Linked DNA regions of Homo sapiens: region 2 is linked to region 1. A link is a contact called in ENCODE Hi-C or POLR2A ChIA-PET data. All regions are on one chromosome and are shown on one strand. Each heading gives the region's core, a stretch centred on a gene start or an enhancer-like site at or near the end of the contact. The rest is flanking DNA. Distances are from core to core; before and after follow the strand shown.

The links. Hi-C counts contacts between places; a loop is a spot of excess contacts on that map. ChIA-PET counts read pairs that join two places held with the same protein, here RNA polymerase II (POLR2A). Pooled maps may share reads with other maps.
Region 2: a loop to region 1 is called in a pooled map, with 4 times the contacts of the local background. The contact joins two enhancer-like sites. A Hi-C loop is called at or near these places in 1 of 168 maps with a recorded cell type or tissue (endothelial cell of umbilical vein), 4 of 37 single-sample maps with no recorded cell type and 3 of 50 pooled maps. POLR2A ChIA-PET finds 5 or more read pairs at or near these places in 5 of 52 experiments (K562, MCF 10A, PC-9 and 2 more).

What each region holds. Positions count from the first base shown.
Region 1 is chr10:72,318,886-72,325,362 of GRCh38, reverse strand. No RefSeq gene overlaps it. Among named protein-coding and RNA genes, the nearest start is that of DNAJB12, 33 kb to the left of the region's middle. RefSeq lists enhancers at 1-558, 2,484-2,533, 2,496-3,695, 4,129-4,548, 4,298-4,592 and 1 more and silencers at 2,538-2,832, 5,319-5,878. Within about 2 kb of position 4,567, at least 41 of the 41 ENCODE cell types and tissues checked have a DNase peak (open chromatin) inside an H3K27ac peak, as active enhancers do.
Region 2 is chr10:71,983,449-71,990,072 of GRCh38, reverse strand. The region is part of intron 1 of CHST3 (carbohydrate sulfotransferase 3); the gene reads right to left. Among named protein-coding and RNA genes, the nearest start is that of CHST3, 22 kb to the right of the region's middle. RefSeq lists enhancers at 4,926-4,995, 5,056-5,105. Within about 2 kb of position 3,097, at least 21 of the 41 ENCODE cell types and tissues checked have a DNase peak (open chromatin) inside an H3K27ac peak, as active enhancers do.

The DNA of each region.
Region 1 (6,477 bases), core at 3,318-5,817:
TACGGGCACTGGGGACTCTCTCACGGCCCTTGGGCGACCCCAGCCAGCTGCCTGGCTGCTGGCCTCCTCCCATACCTGTTTGTGCAATCTCGGCCTCCTCCTCTACCCACTGCCCCTGGCCGGAAGGTGATGGGGAAATGGGTAGCCCTACTCCTCAGCCTGGAAAAGGACGCCCCAGACCCCCAGCAGAAGAAGGAAAGTCCCCCTCCTCTCCGCCTCCCTCATCGACTCCTGCCTCTTTCTGTTGCTGGTGTCTGCAGGTGCCAGCACCCCCGGAGTAAGCCAGGGAAAACCTGGGCCTGGGCCAGGGCCCCAGACTGTGGCTCCAGGAAAGGACCTGGGCTCCTGTCCAGGCACCCAGCCCTGCATCCACAGGGGTATCAGTAACCAGCCTCCTAAGACCCCTGAGCCCCTCCCTTGTCTGCCAGTGGGAGTCACACCTTCCTGCATGCTGTTGGGGACTGAACATCCTACACACACCTGGAAGTGCCCCACAGGGTTGGCCATTGCATAGAAAGTTTTGGCCCGGTCCCTTCCCTGAGAAGGGACAAGGGACCTGTGGCCCTACTGAACTCTGCATAACAGACCTCACTGTCAGCAGAAACCAGCGATTAAGAATTTGAAGATTTTGGCCGGGCTCGGTGACTCACGCCTGTAATCCCAGCACTTTGGCAGGCCGAGGCGGGTGGATCGCCTGAGGTCAGGAGTTCAAGACCAGCCTGGCCAACATGGCGAAACCCCATCTCTACTAAAAATACAAAAAAAAAAAAAAAAAAAAAAAAAATTAGCCAGGCGTGGTGGTGGGCGCCTGTAATCTCAGCTACTTGGGAGGCTGAGGCAGGAGAATTGCTTGAACCCAGGAGGCAGAGGTTGCAGTGAGCCAAGATTGTGCCACTGCACTCCAGCCTGGGCGACAGAGCAAGACTCTGTCTCAAAAAATAATAAGGAAGGAAGGAAAGAAAGAGAGAAAGAATTTGAAGATTTCAGCACGGAATGGATAGTACCAGAACATGCTGGGCTTGGGGTCTAATTACTGGGCTGCCTGGAGAAGGCAACAAGGACAACATCCTTGTCCTGAAGGCATAAATCACAGAGTGTTAGAGGCGGCAGGCTGTGAAGACGGGTTCTCAAACTGTGTCCCCAGAGCCCTGGGCCCCCAGGGGTGTGGGGTAAGAGTGGGAGGGCCCCCGGGGCTCCAGCCCACCCGTCTCAGTCACCCGCTGTTATCTCTTGTTTAGTGCAGGTGGAATTGTGACTGAAGAAGGGGTTCCATGGCCAAAATAAATATTTAAAAAACAGACCCCTAATCTACCCCCACGATCTCACCACTGAGGAAATCGAGCCCCAGAAAAGAGAAGTGACTTGCCAAGGTCGCCCAGCTCAGCGGTGTCGGAGCTGCTGCCTGGGACACAGACCATCCCCCCGCCCCAACCCTGGGCTGTGGACCGTGGATGAGGAGGACAAAGGTGGGCCGGGGGTGCAGGCTGTCCCCAGCAAGGTCTGGGCCTCAGCCACGGCTCCCCTGACCTAACCCCCTAGGGCAGGCCTCAGGGCCAGGAGCTGGGTTGTCCCTGAAGGCAGCCCCAGACCCTGATCTAGGAGGGCAGCGGAGTCCTCTGTCCACTTCTCTGAGCAGCCGAGAGTTCTCCAGGTTGTCACCCTGGCGAGGCCTCTCCAAGTAACCAACAAGCCCTGCCAGCCTGCCAGTTAGCCATCGCCACACTGTCTCCCATTCCTCCTTGCAAGTACCCGACAGTCTGCAGACCTGGGGCCAAGCTTACCTGAGGCACATCCTGGGCTCCTGTCATTATTTCCTGCTGTTCCTGGTTGCCTCCCCCTGCCCTGCCCTATGTGGGTAGGTGCCCTTCCTCTCCCAGCCCCAGCCTCTGCTAACCTGTCCACCCAACCCCATGTTGACAGGCCCCTATCCTCCCTGGCCAAAGTGGCTCACAGGTCTTCCAGCCTGCCCCGGGGCTCTGGGTTCTCACACAGCCCAGCCCAGCCTCTTTCCAGTTGAGATGGACAAGGTGATGCCCTGACCTGAGAGAGCAAGCTGGCCAGGGGCTGGGTCCTGCGGCCCTGACTAGGTGAGACTCCGTCAGGAAACCAAAACAAGCTCCCCACACCTGCCCTCTCGCTAGGATATACCTTGCAATGCAGCACCAGGGTGGCCAACCGTCCTGACTTGCCTAGGACTCTCCTGGTGAGCACTGAGAGTCCCGAGTCCCCAGAAACCCCTCAGATCTGGGCATTCTGGGACAGCTGGCCACTCCACTGGGACACACATCCCAAGGGTCATCACACCTTTCCTGTCCCCACTGAACCAGGTATTTTTTCTTTCCATAACACTGGTCACTCACAAAGACAGGGTGGGGCCACAGGCAGTCCCCTTCGCCTGTCTGGCTCCCTCAGACTGGGCTGAGGCCGGCCACAGGCCCACAGTGCAGTCCGAGGCCTGATGAGGTCTGCTGAGTTGAGCAGAGGCTCCACAGTCCATCAGAGACCCAGGCCTGTTAGGTCCTGTGAGATGGAGAATGGAGGAGCCCAAGAAAGGCCCTGGGCTCCATCCCAGCCCTGTGTTGTCCCCAGGTTGGGGCAGGCCTGAGGTGATCCCAGGAAGGCAACCCCAGCGTAGGAACCAGGCCTGCCCGGGGCCCACTGAGGCTGCCTCTACCTGTCTGGGCTTGAGGTGAGTCACTTCCTCCCTCAGCTGGTATGTGATGGGGAGGGGAGGGTTGGGGAGGGGACAGCATCTAAAAATAGCAGGGCCTAGACTGGTGGAAGATGCCCGAAGAGCTTCCCCTTGGACCAGGGAGGACCTGGCTTCCCATGGAACCGCCATCAGCCACAGCCCCCACCAGGCCCTGCGTTAGGCCAGGGAGGGAGATGGCCAAGACCTCCCCCACCCTTGCTTCTCAGGCTCAGAGCCCCCTTGAAGGCTGAGTCTCAGGAGCAGCGCCGGATGGGGTAGGAGCTTGGAGAGAGAAGGCCTCCAGCAGACAGTACTCGTTCATTCCCCTCCCTGTGCACGCACACAGATGCACGCACACAGAGACACAGGCACGTACCCTCGCCCAGCCCGGCTTCATGAGTCATCTCCCTCATGCCAGGACTCATCTCCCTGGTCAGCAGGGTGGACTGAGGACCCACTGTGTGCTTGAGCCACACCCTGGAAGACAAGGAAGCCATGCTCATGACCGTCCCTGGCCTCGGGGACTCCACATCATAAGAGGCCACTCAGGAAAGAGGAGAACACCCAGGGCAAAAGCAAGAGGCAGGCAGGGGGTGTGTGGTGGATGAGCTGGAGTCCGGAAGACCTGGTTTCAAATCCTGGCACTCACCCTTTCTAGCCATGTGACCAGACAAGCTATTTGACTTCTCCTGCCTCCGCTTCCATCTATATAATGGATGCCACGTATGGCCCTCGTCATATGTCAAATACAATCATGCATATAAAGTCCCCAAGCAAACAGAGCTCTTGCCATCAAAGCTTATGGTATCAGGCTAGAAACCTTGGGGGCGGGGGCACTTTGAATATGTCAGTAGACCTTTCTATCCCAAGGACTTACTGTGACATTCCACCTGGCCCCACCTGTGATAGGGAAAGGGGGAGGGGAGGGGAGGGAGAGGAGCTGCCGCTCACAACAGTGCTGGCCTCTACTGTGAACACTTGATATCGTTCTCATTTTCCCCCAGCCTCACAACAGCTTTACAAAGTAGGCATCGCTATCCCCATTTCACAAGTGGAAAAATGGAGACCCAAAAACATTCAATCACCTGCCCAAGGTCATGCAGCTGGCCTGGGGCAGACGCCAGACTGGGGCCCAGATCTGAGTGTGATCTCCTTGTGCACTGTGGGATGAGGCGGGGTCTGTCATGCCTGGGGTCGGCTGAGGGTGCAGGGGTCTCTGACTCTTTTGGGAGGAGCCCCTAGAACCCCCTGCCTGAGGTGACTATGGAATATGCTGAGCCTTTGGCCAGGGCTGCCTTCCTCCTGTCTGGTCCCACCTCCCCCACCCGGACCCCCCCGGCCAGCCCTCAGACCCCTCCCAGAAACACGGAAGGGCTCCACTCCCTCTGGGAGTTACCACCTTCACTTCCAACTTCAGCTAGGTGAGGGAGGTACTGCAACCCCTGAGTGACAGAAAAGGCAGCCGGATCAGAGGGGTCAGGAACCTGCTGTCATGCTCGCAGAGCTGGGGAAGCAGAGCCTGGACAGAGCCCCAGCTGCTCAGACTCCTAAGCTGCCAGTCTGGATCCCACACCCCGGCTGTCGGGTAGGGTTGGGGACTTCTCTGCTCCCCCTGCTCCTCACGCTTCCCGGAGCCATCCCTGTTTGTACCGGCTGGGGTTACATGCAAAGTGCAAGCCTTGCATCAGCCAGATGGGCCCCGCTCTAGTAAGAGCTGCTTTCTGCCTCTCTGCGCCTTCCCCACCGTTATCTGACTCATCCCCTGACAGTCCCAGGAGACTAGAGAGAAGCCAGGCCTCTTATCCCTATTGCACAGATGGAGGGACTGAGAGAGGAAGTGACCTACTCCAGTGACTCAGGGCAGCAACCCAGGCTGAGGAGGCCACAGGTGTAGCTGGTGTGGCCTGGGGAAAGTTCCCGGGTGCCACACAGCCAGATAAGCAGTTTTTAATGCCTCACAGCAGGCACAAATATCAACCGATGTGTGTCAAATGAACGAAGGAATATTGCAGGCCCTGGGTGAAAGATGAGGGGTGATATTGAGGAAAAAATAAATATGATACAGGGAAGGAAAAAAGAAGCCGGAAACCCAGACATGCCCCAGTTGCAGCCTGTGAGCCCAGCTGGCTTTGTAGCTCCCAGTTCCCTTCTCTTTAAGAATCTTCATGGCTATCACTTACTGGGTGAGTGCTAGTGACTCTGATATAACACTTTGTAGCCTTTTTTTTTTTTTTTTGAGACCAGGTCTCACACTGTCGCACAGGCTGGAGTGCAGTGGCGTGATCTTGGCTCACTGCAGCCTTGACTTCCTGGGCTCAAGGGATCCTCCCACCTTGGCCTCCCAAAGTGCTGGTATTACAGGAGTGAGCCACCACACCCGCCCCTATAGCCTCTATCTTATTTCATCCTGACAACAACCCAGTGATGCTATCATCCTCCCCATTTAACAGATGAGTTATCTGAGGCTCAGAGAGGTTACACAGTTCTTGCTCCAGCCGGCACGGGACCACATTCCAGGGGCTGACTTGCAACTGCTCTCCAAACCCGGCAGGGCAGATGTGCCCCTGCGCGTGCGATACCCACGTGGGGCTGCCCAGGTGTGTCTGCGGGTTGGCACCAGCTCCTGGTATCTGTCAGAGCAGTGAGGGGGTGGTGCGACAGGAGCGGAACCGAACGCCAGTGGCCGGGATGGATAATGAGCCAGGGCGCCTGGGCTGCAAGGGGGCTTGGGCACGCGGGCCTACCCGTGTGCGCAGGCCCTGGGCGCCCCCCGCACCGGGCGCCCTCCCCGAAACCCAGCCACGACTGCGGAACTGGGGGCGGGGCCAATGCTGGAGGCAGGGCCCGCCGGCGCCGGGCTCCCACCCCCCAGCGCCCGCTGACAACCCGCGGCGCGTTGCCAGCGATTGCCCCATCAGGCCGCATCCGCTTTCGCAGCCCTGCACGTTGTGCACACAGCGCGCCGGCCTGGGCGGGGCTGCTTGTCCCCGGCCCCCTGCCCCCCACCCGCGGCCCTCGCCCGGCTGCCTTCTGCCCCGGCTGAGACCCGGGCCAGACTGAGTCCCTAGCGGCCCATTACCCCGCCGGGCTCGTCCCAGACACCTTTGATGGCTGCCCTTTGCCCCGTCTGGTCTGAGCGGACAAACGAGGGAAATTGAGTAAGCCAGCTCAGCAAGACAGGAAACTCCTGGCCGCTTTGTTACTCATGATTTTCAGCAACTTGGGGAGTGGGGGGCAGGGGAGGGGAGTCCTAGGGGAATTTCTGTAGTTCAAGAAGTTTGGGGGCTCCAGGACTGGGAGTGCCCTCGGGGAGGTCTACCTCCCGGGGCAGGTCTATTTCCCAGGCCAGGTACCGTAGTTGGCACTAGTAAGTAAGTGCTCCACAAATTCGTGTTAACATGCATTTTCAAGAATGCAATTTATTTAATTTTCAAGTCTTCAGTCCCAGCTACTCCGTAGGCTGAGGCGGGAGGACCCCTTTAGCCCAGGAGGTCAAGGCTGCAGTGAGCTACGATCTTGCCACTGCATTCCAGCCTGGGTGACATAGCTAGACTGGTCTCAAAAAAAAAAAAAAAAAAAGGCATTTTCTCACCTACCTGCTTTGAGTGCCTGCCAGAAAGAATCTCCAGGTGAAAGGGGACAGGTTTAGGGCTGGAGCTGAAGGCTGGCATTTGGGGTTTGAGGTTCTGCGTTTGGCATTGGTTTGCTGTTTCACTTGGGCAAATCTCTTGGCCTCTCTGGGCTGCGTTTCTGTAGGGAATCAGTAATAAGGCAACCTGTCTGGC
Region 2 (6,624 bases), core at 1,848-4,347, 330 kb after region 1:
ACATATACAACAATAAATCGATTATAATTACAAAAGGCTAACCATGACATTAATGCATGTTAATAGGCAAAACCAAAACCAAAACAAAAAACAGCAACTTGTTAGCTCAATGTTAGGTACATTTATCAGTGCAATACTCTGTAATGATTAAAAAGAAAGAGGAAGTTCTGGAGGGCTGACATAAAATGCTGTTCAAGACATGAGTGATAAAAGCAAGGGCAAGAGTATGCGTGGCATGCTACCAACTGCCTACAAACTGGACTGGATCCATGCAAATGCTGGATATCTTTGGAGATGGAAAGAAGAGATTGACAAGAGTGGTTGAGGGAACTGGGGAATGGGTGGGAACTGTCACTGACTTTTAACTTCTACTTTCTTCTATTGTTTAAATTTGTTACCATGTTACTAAAATATCAATATAAGAGAAAGTTATAAAAATAATGGAAATAAAAAGCATATGGAGTTGTGTCCCAATCCATCATCCTACACACAGTTAGCGCTTAATATTTACTTGAATAACCAAGTCCATCTAAGCAGCTTTGTGATGAACCTAACCCAGAACAAGCAAGAGGGATCCTGACAAAAATGGTGACTGTATCAGGTTTCCAACTTTTTTTTTTCTTTTTGAGGACGGGTCTTGCTCCACTGCCTAGGCTGGAATACGGTGGTGTGATCATGGCTCACTGCAGCCTCAACCTCCTGGACTCAAGTGATCCTCCTGCTTCAGCCTCCCAAATAGCTGGGATCACAGGCATGTGCCACCACACCTCGCTATTTTTAAAAAAAGCTTTTTGGAGAGTCAGGGTCTTTCCCTGTTGTCCAGGCTTGTCTCGAACTCCTGGGCTCAAGCTGAGGCTGGCAAATTATTTTCTCCTTCCTTCCTTCCTTTCTTTTTCTTTCTTTCTTTCTGTCAGACAGAGCCTTGCTCTGTCGCCCAGGCTGGAATGCAGTGGCGCAATCTCAGCTCACTGCAACCTCCACCTCCTAAGTTCAAGAGATTCTCCTGCCTCAGCCTCCTGAGTAGATGGGATTACAGGTGAGTGCCAGCATGCCCGGCTAATTTTTACATTTTTGTAGAGATGGGGTTTCACCATTTTGGTCAGGCTGGTCTCGAATTCCTGACCTCAAGTGATCCACCTGCCTCGGACTCCCAAAGTGCTGGGATTACAGGTGTGAGCCACCACACCCGGCCTGGCAAATCATTTTCATCTCATGAGTAAAAGCTAATAGGTTGGTAATTGGCAGCCTGGAGCACTTTGATGAGAAGAATCCTGAGATCAGGCTTGTTTTCTGTGGGAAAGAACATGGCAGTTGAGTAGTGATGTCTGCTGTGTGTATAGATAGGGTGTATTAGGCTGTTTTTGCACTGCTATAAAGAAATACCTGAGACTGGGTAATTTATAAAGAAAAGCAGTTTAATTGGCTCTTGGTTCTGCAGGATGTACAAGAAGCATGGTGCTGGCATCTGCTTGGCTTCTGGTGAAGCCTCAGGGAGCTTTCAATCATGGCGGAAAGCAAAGCAGGAGCAGGCACTTCAAATGGCAAAAGCAGGAATGAGAGATAGAGAATGGGGAGGTGCCACACACTTTTAAATGACCTGATCTGGCAAGAACTCACTATGAGGAAGACAGCACCAAGCCATGAGGGATCCACCCCCATGACTCAAACACCTCCCACCAGGCCCCACTTCCAGCATTGGGGATTACAATTCAACATGAGATTTGGGTGCGGACAAATATCCCAACTATATCACAGGGGAAGGGCTGGCACATGTGCCATGTACTTATTACCCCTACTTTAGGAGGAGGTGGCTAAGGAAGCCTAGGAATCTTCTGGGCCCTGGAGTCCTTTTTCTTCCCTCATCCCTCATGTGCCCTATTTTTTCCCATTTTGGTCATGCTCATTATTACAAAACGCTGTGCTCATTTGTGGGGTTTGGAGCTTTTGTCAGTTTTATCAATCATCAACCTTTTGACCAGAAATGTGTGCATGTACGTATACATGCAATGGGTGCATCATACGTGCACATGCTCGGGAGAAGCCCATGGAAGCTGTGAGGGGACCATGGGCTAGCCTTCAATGGCTACACAATGGCCACAGCTTCCCATTTTGTTCTGCACCTCTGGAAAGACGGCTCCATTACAGGATTTCTGAGATAACCGGGTAGAGAAAAACTCTCCATGCATAAGTCTAGGATCCCTAATTCTTGCTCTATCCTCCTTCCTGACCTTCTAAGGAGGCTTTCTGATCCTGGAGAATGATCAAGTAAGGGACAGGACAGAGAGGAGAATTTCTTCTGCTCCCTGTTTTCTTCCAACCCTACTTCTATTTCCTCTGTCTTTTTTTTTTTTTTTTTTTGAGACAGTCTCACTCTTGTTACCCAGGGTGGAGTGCAGTGGCACAATCTTGGCTCAACGCAACCTCCGCCTCCCGGGTTCAAGCCATTCTCCTGCCTCAGCCTCCCGAGTAGTTGGGATTACAGTTAGGCACCACCACGCCCAGCTAATTTTTTTGTATTTTTAGTACAGACAGGGTTTCACCATGCGGACCAGGCTGGTCTTGAACTCCTGACCTCAAGTGATCTGCCCGCCTCAGCCTCCCAAAGTGCTGGGATTACAGATGTGAGTCACTGCGTCGGTCTCCTCTGTTTCTATACAGTGGCAACAGAATTTGAATCCTCTGGAGCTTCCTCAAACTCCCACTTAATGGTCCCATTGACAGCAGGAAGGGGTTTTATTCCTGTGATGAAAGGAGGAACTCCAGCCTCTTTTCTTCTTATTCTTTTTTTTTTTCCTGCTCCCGCCCTGACTTCAACCTCTTGTGTTCTGTCCAACATCTCTGCACTAGATCTGTAGGAGAAGCAGCGGTTAGGGAGAGAGGGGCCACAGGGGTCTTGGGCAGCAGGAGGCTTGGTCCGCATGTGTCTGCTGCTATCCTCTGACTGATCTATGGCCACAGAGGAGCCCATCTACACTCGGTCTGCCAGTGGAAACAGAGGTCAATTGTCTAACTGCTCTGAGCGTTGGACAGATGGCCCTGAACTCGGACAGACTTGGAGTGGGTCCCAGCTCTCCCACTTACTCTCTGCTGACGTTGGGTGAGGAATTTAACTTCTCTGAGCTTAGGCTGGCCCCACAGGGTTGTTGTGAGCATCAAGGAAGCTGTGTGAGCTCCGAAAATTGGGAAGATTGCACACAGGCTGGGCATTATTGCTGGTCTGAACAAATGTCAGCCAGAGCCCGTCTATGCCAATGGCACTGTTGGTTGGTATTTCTTGGGTACATCTCTCCCCATGCTGGGCTGCAGGGGAGGGACACTGGCTGATCCACTTCGGGTTTATCTTATAGAACCAGCCCCAGGCGATCTCTGCCTGCTGCAACTATTCCTATCGGTCAAGGGCCCACCTTTCCAGCATTACTTACAGGGACACTCACCTAACATGTCAGGCCTCGGGCCTGGGCACACCTGGACATGGCCATGGCCAAACGGTTTCTCAGCTAAGAGGGCAAGTCAATTTCCACCCCGGGCCAAAGCTGACAGATGGGAAGGGGCTGCCTGGAGCGCCGTATTTGAAAATACGAGTGCTGCGATTGCTCTGTGACATCTATCATGGGTGGAGGATGGCACAGCTATTGTGAATCTGCTGCGGCTGTTTTAGAGGACTGGTTTTCAACTCTGACAGCATAAGAATCATCCAGAGAAGTTTACAAATCACTGAGGCCTGGGTGCCACCTCCAGATTCAGATTGCATTGGTGTGGCCTGGGCATCAAGATTACTTAAAGCTCCTTAGGTGATTCTAACCTAGAATCAGCAAAGATGGAGAGCCACTACTTTTAGAGCACCCAACTTCACTACCCTGGCGCTCTTACAGACAGCGGGAGCTGCTGCCTGCACACACACTAGCTATCAGCAAGGCCAGAGTGGCAGCGGCCTGCTGAATCTCTTGCTAACCAGGGAGGGATGCCAGGAGAACAGGTCTGTGTCCCTTGTTTTACCTACTTAGTAAAAAAAAACAACACTGATACACATACAATAACTTGGATGAATTTCCAGGGAACTGTGCTGAGTGAAAACAGCCAATCACAAAAGGTTACACACTGCATAATTCCATTTATAGAACATTCCTGAAATGACAAAACTGTAAGAATGGAGAACAGACTAGTATTGCCAAGGGTCAAGGAAGGGGTGGGGGCAGGAGGGAAGTGAGTGTAGTTATAAAAGGGCACCACAGGGGATTCTGTATGAAGTCAACATTCTGATTGTGACATTAGGCTAGGCTTTCACAGAATGTTACCATAGGGGGAAGTGGGTAACAGATTCATGAGACCTCTCTGTACAATTTATTAAAATTGCGTGTGAATCTACTGTTATGTCAAAATGAAACTGTGTAATGAAAAGGAAAAAAAAGAAAAGAAAACTAGCTCCCACAACAGGAGGCAGGGTTTCAAGAGATCTTTGCAAGTTGGAAGTAGAGGTGGGGCAGTAAGATTGAGCAGAAATGGCCTTTCTAGGGCAGAGGAGTGAACTAGTTGGGTTCAAACTGGACCTCAACTGGAGTTTGGCTTTTTGCAGAACCATGAGAAAGTGACCTTCCTGGGATCTATTCATGTGTAGTGATAAGCGTGGGGACTTTCTGAGGGAAAGGCTAAATGAGGATGCTACTCCTCATGGCAGGGGGAGAAAAACAGGGGACAGGATCCTGGAGGGAATAGCATGATATGTGATCCCCCATCAGCTGGACAACATGGTGTGGGTTCTGGTAAGGAGGGGAGCTGGGACTAGCGGCTGCAGGCAGTGAGTCCCATGAGACCATGCAAGGCTTGGTGCCCAAGCAGTGCTGCTACAGGGCCCAAAAAGCTCTGCGCAACCTCAGCGGGTCAGGGGGTCGGCCAAGCATGGCCTTGGGGCGAAGGAGACTGGGGCAACCACGCCAGCTGCGCAGCACAGGCACTCTGGCTGGGAGGCTTGGGACATCTGGGTTATCTTTGAACGGCTCACTGGACTTTGCAAGGGGCAGAGCAAGCTTCAGGCTGCTCTATGGCAATTCTGCGGCAGGAAGGAGGAGAAGAAAGATTTGAAGAACTAAGATGGAAATTTGTAAGAGTGCAAGCTTTTGGGAAAGTACCTAAAGAATCTCTGAGTGACAAAAGCTCACATGAAACAAGTATATTCATTTGCTGAGGACTTGCTCTGGGCCAAGCATGGAACCAGGCACTAGGAACAGGAAGGAAAAGACACAGCCCCTGCCCTAGAGGAGCTGAATAGTAACAGAAGTTAACACAGTGAACAAGGAATTGTTCCAAGTACTTCATGTACATAAATGTACTTAATCTTTGGAAGAACCCTGGATAATGCTTATGGATAATAGTCACCATCCCCATCAAAGGCAAGGGGATGAGAAAACTTACCCTGAGTTAAAGGCAGAGCTGGGATCGGAACACAGGAAGCCTGGCTCCACAGTCCACAAATTCAACCACTATGCTCTGTGTCTGAGCAAGCTGATTTAGCCAGAAGGGAGCAGCTGTACAGCAGTGGACAGATCAGAGTCCTAGTCAGGAACTGATCTTTCAGGACCTGTCACCAACTTGTGGTGTGGCTTTGTGTTAAAGGTGGAGGGTGTCCAGGTTCTTGGTGTCTTGAACACAGAGTTAGACAAAACGCACAAAGCAAGGAAGGGATGAAGGGATTTACTGAGAAAGTGCGCTCCACAGCGTGGGGCGGCCCGAGCACAGGAGCTCAAAAGGCCGTCAGCCGAGCATGGTGGCTCACGCCTGTAATCTCAGCACTTTGGGAGGCTGAGGCGGGCAGATCACTTGAGGTCAGGAGTTCGAACCCAGCCTGGACAACATGATGAAACCCCGTCTCTACTAAAAATACAATAATTAGCTGGGTGCGGTGGCGCATGCCTGTAATCCCAGCTACTCGAGAGGCTGAGGCAGGAGAATTGCTTGAACCTGGGAGGCGGAGGCTGTAGTGAGCTGAGATTGCGCCACTGCGCTCCAGCCTGGGTGACAGAGTGAGACTGTGTCTCAAAACAAACAAACAAACAAAAGGCCCGTTACAGAATTTTGGGGAGTTTAAATACCCTCTAGAGGATTCCATTTGTTATTTTGGGTACGCCCTATGTAAATGGAGAGGATGAAGTAAAGTTACAAAGTCATTTACAGAGCACGAGCTATGGAGAGGGTATTTCCTGTTATAGCTGAAGTGTGATTGGCCTTACATTCCCTGCCTCTAGACCCTATTTTCCTGCCTCATCTGGAAAACTCTCTGTATTTGTTTGTATTTCATACTTTTACTCTAAAAAATATGCATGGTCTTGGGCAGGCGCAGTGGCTCACGCCTGTAATCCCAGCACTTTGGGAGGCCGAGGCAGGTGAATCACTTGAGTTCAGGAGTTCCAGACCAGCCTGAACAACATGGTGAAACCCCGTCTCTACTGAAAATACAAAAAATAGCCAGGCATCGTGGCATGTGCTTATAATCCCAGCCACCCAGGAGGCTGAGGCAAGAGAACTGTTTGAACCCGGGAGGCAGAGGTTGCAGTGAGCCAAGATTGAGCCACTGCACTCTAGCCTGGGCAACAGAACAAGACTCCTTTTCAAAAAAAAAGGCATGGTCCC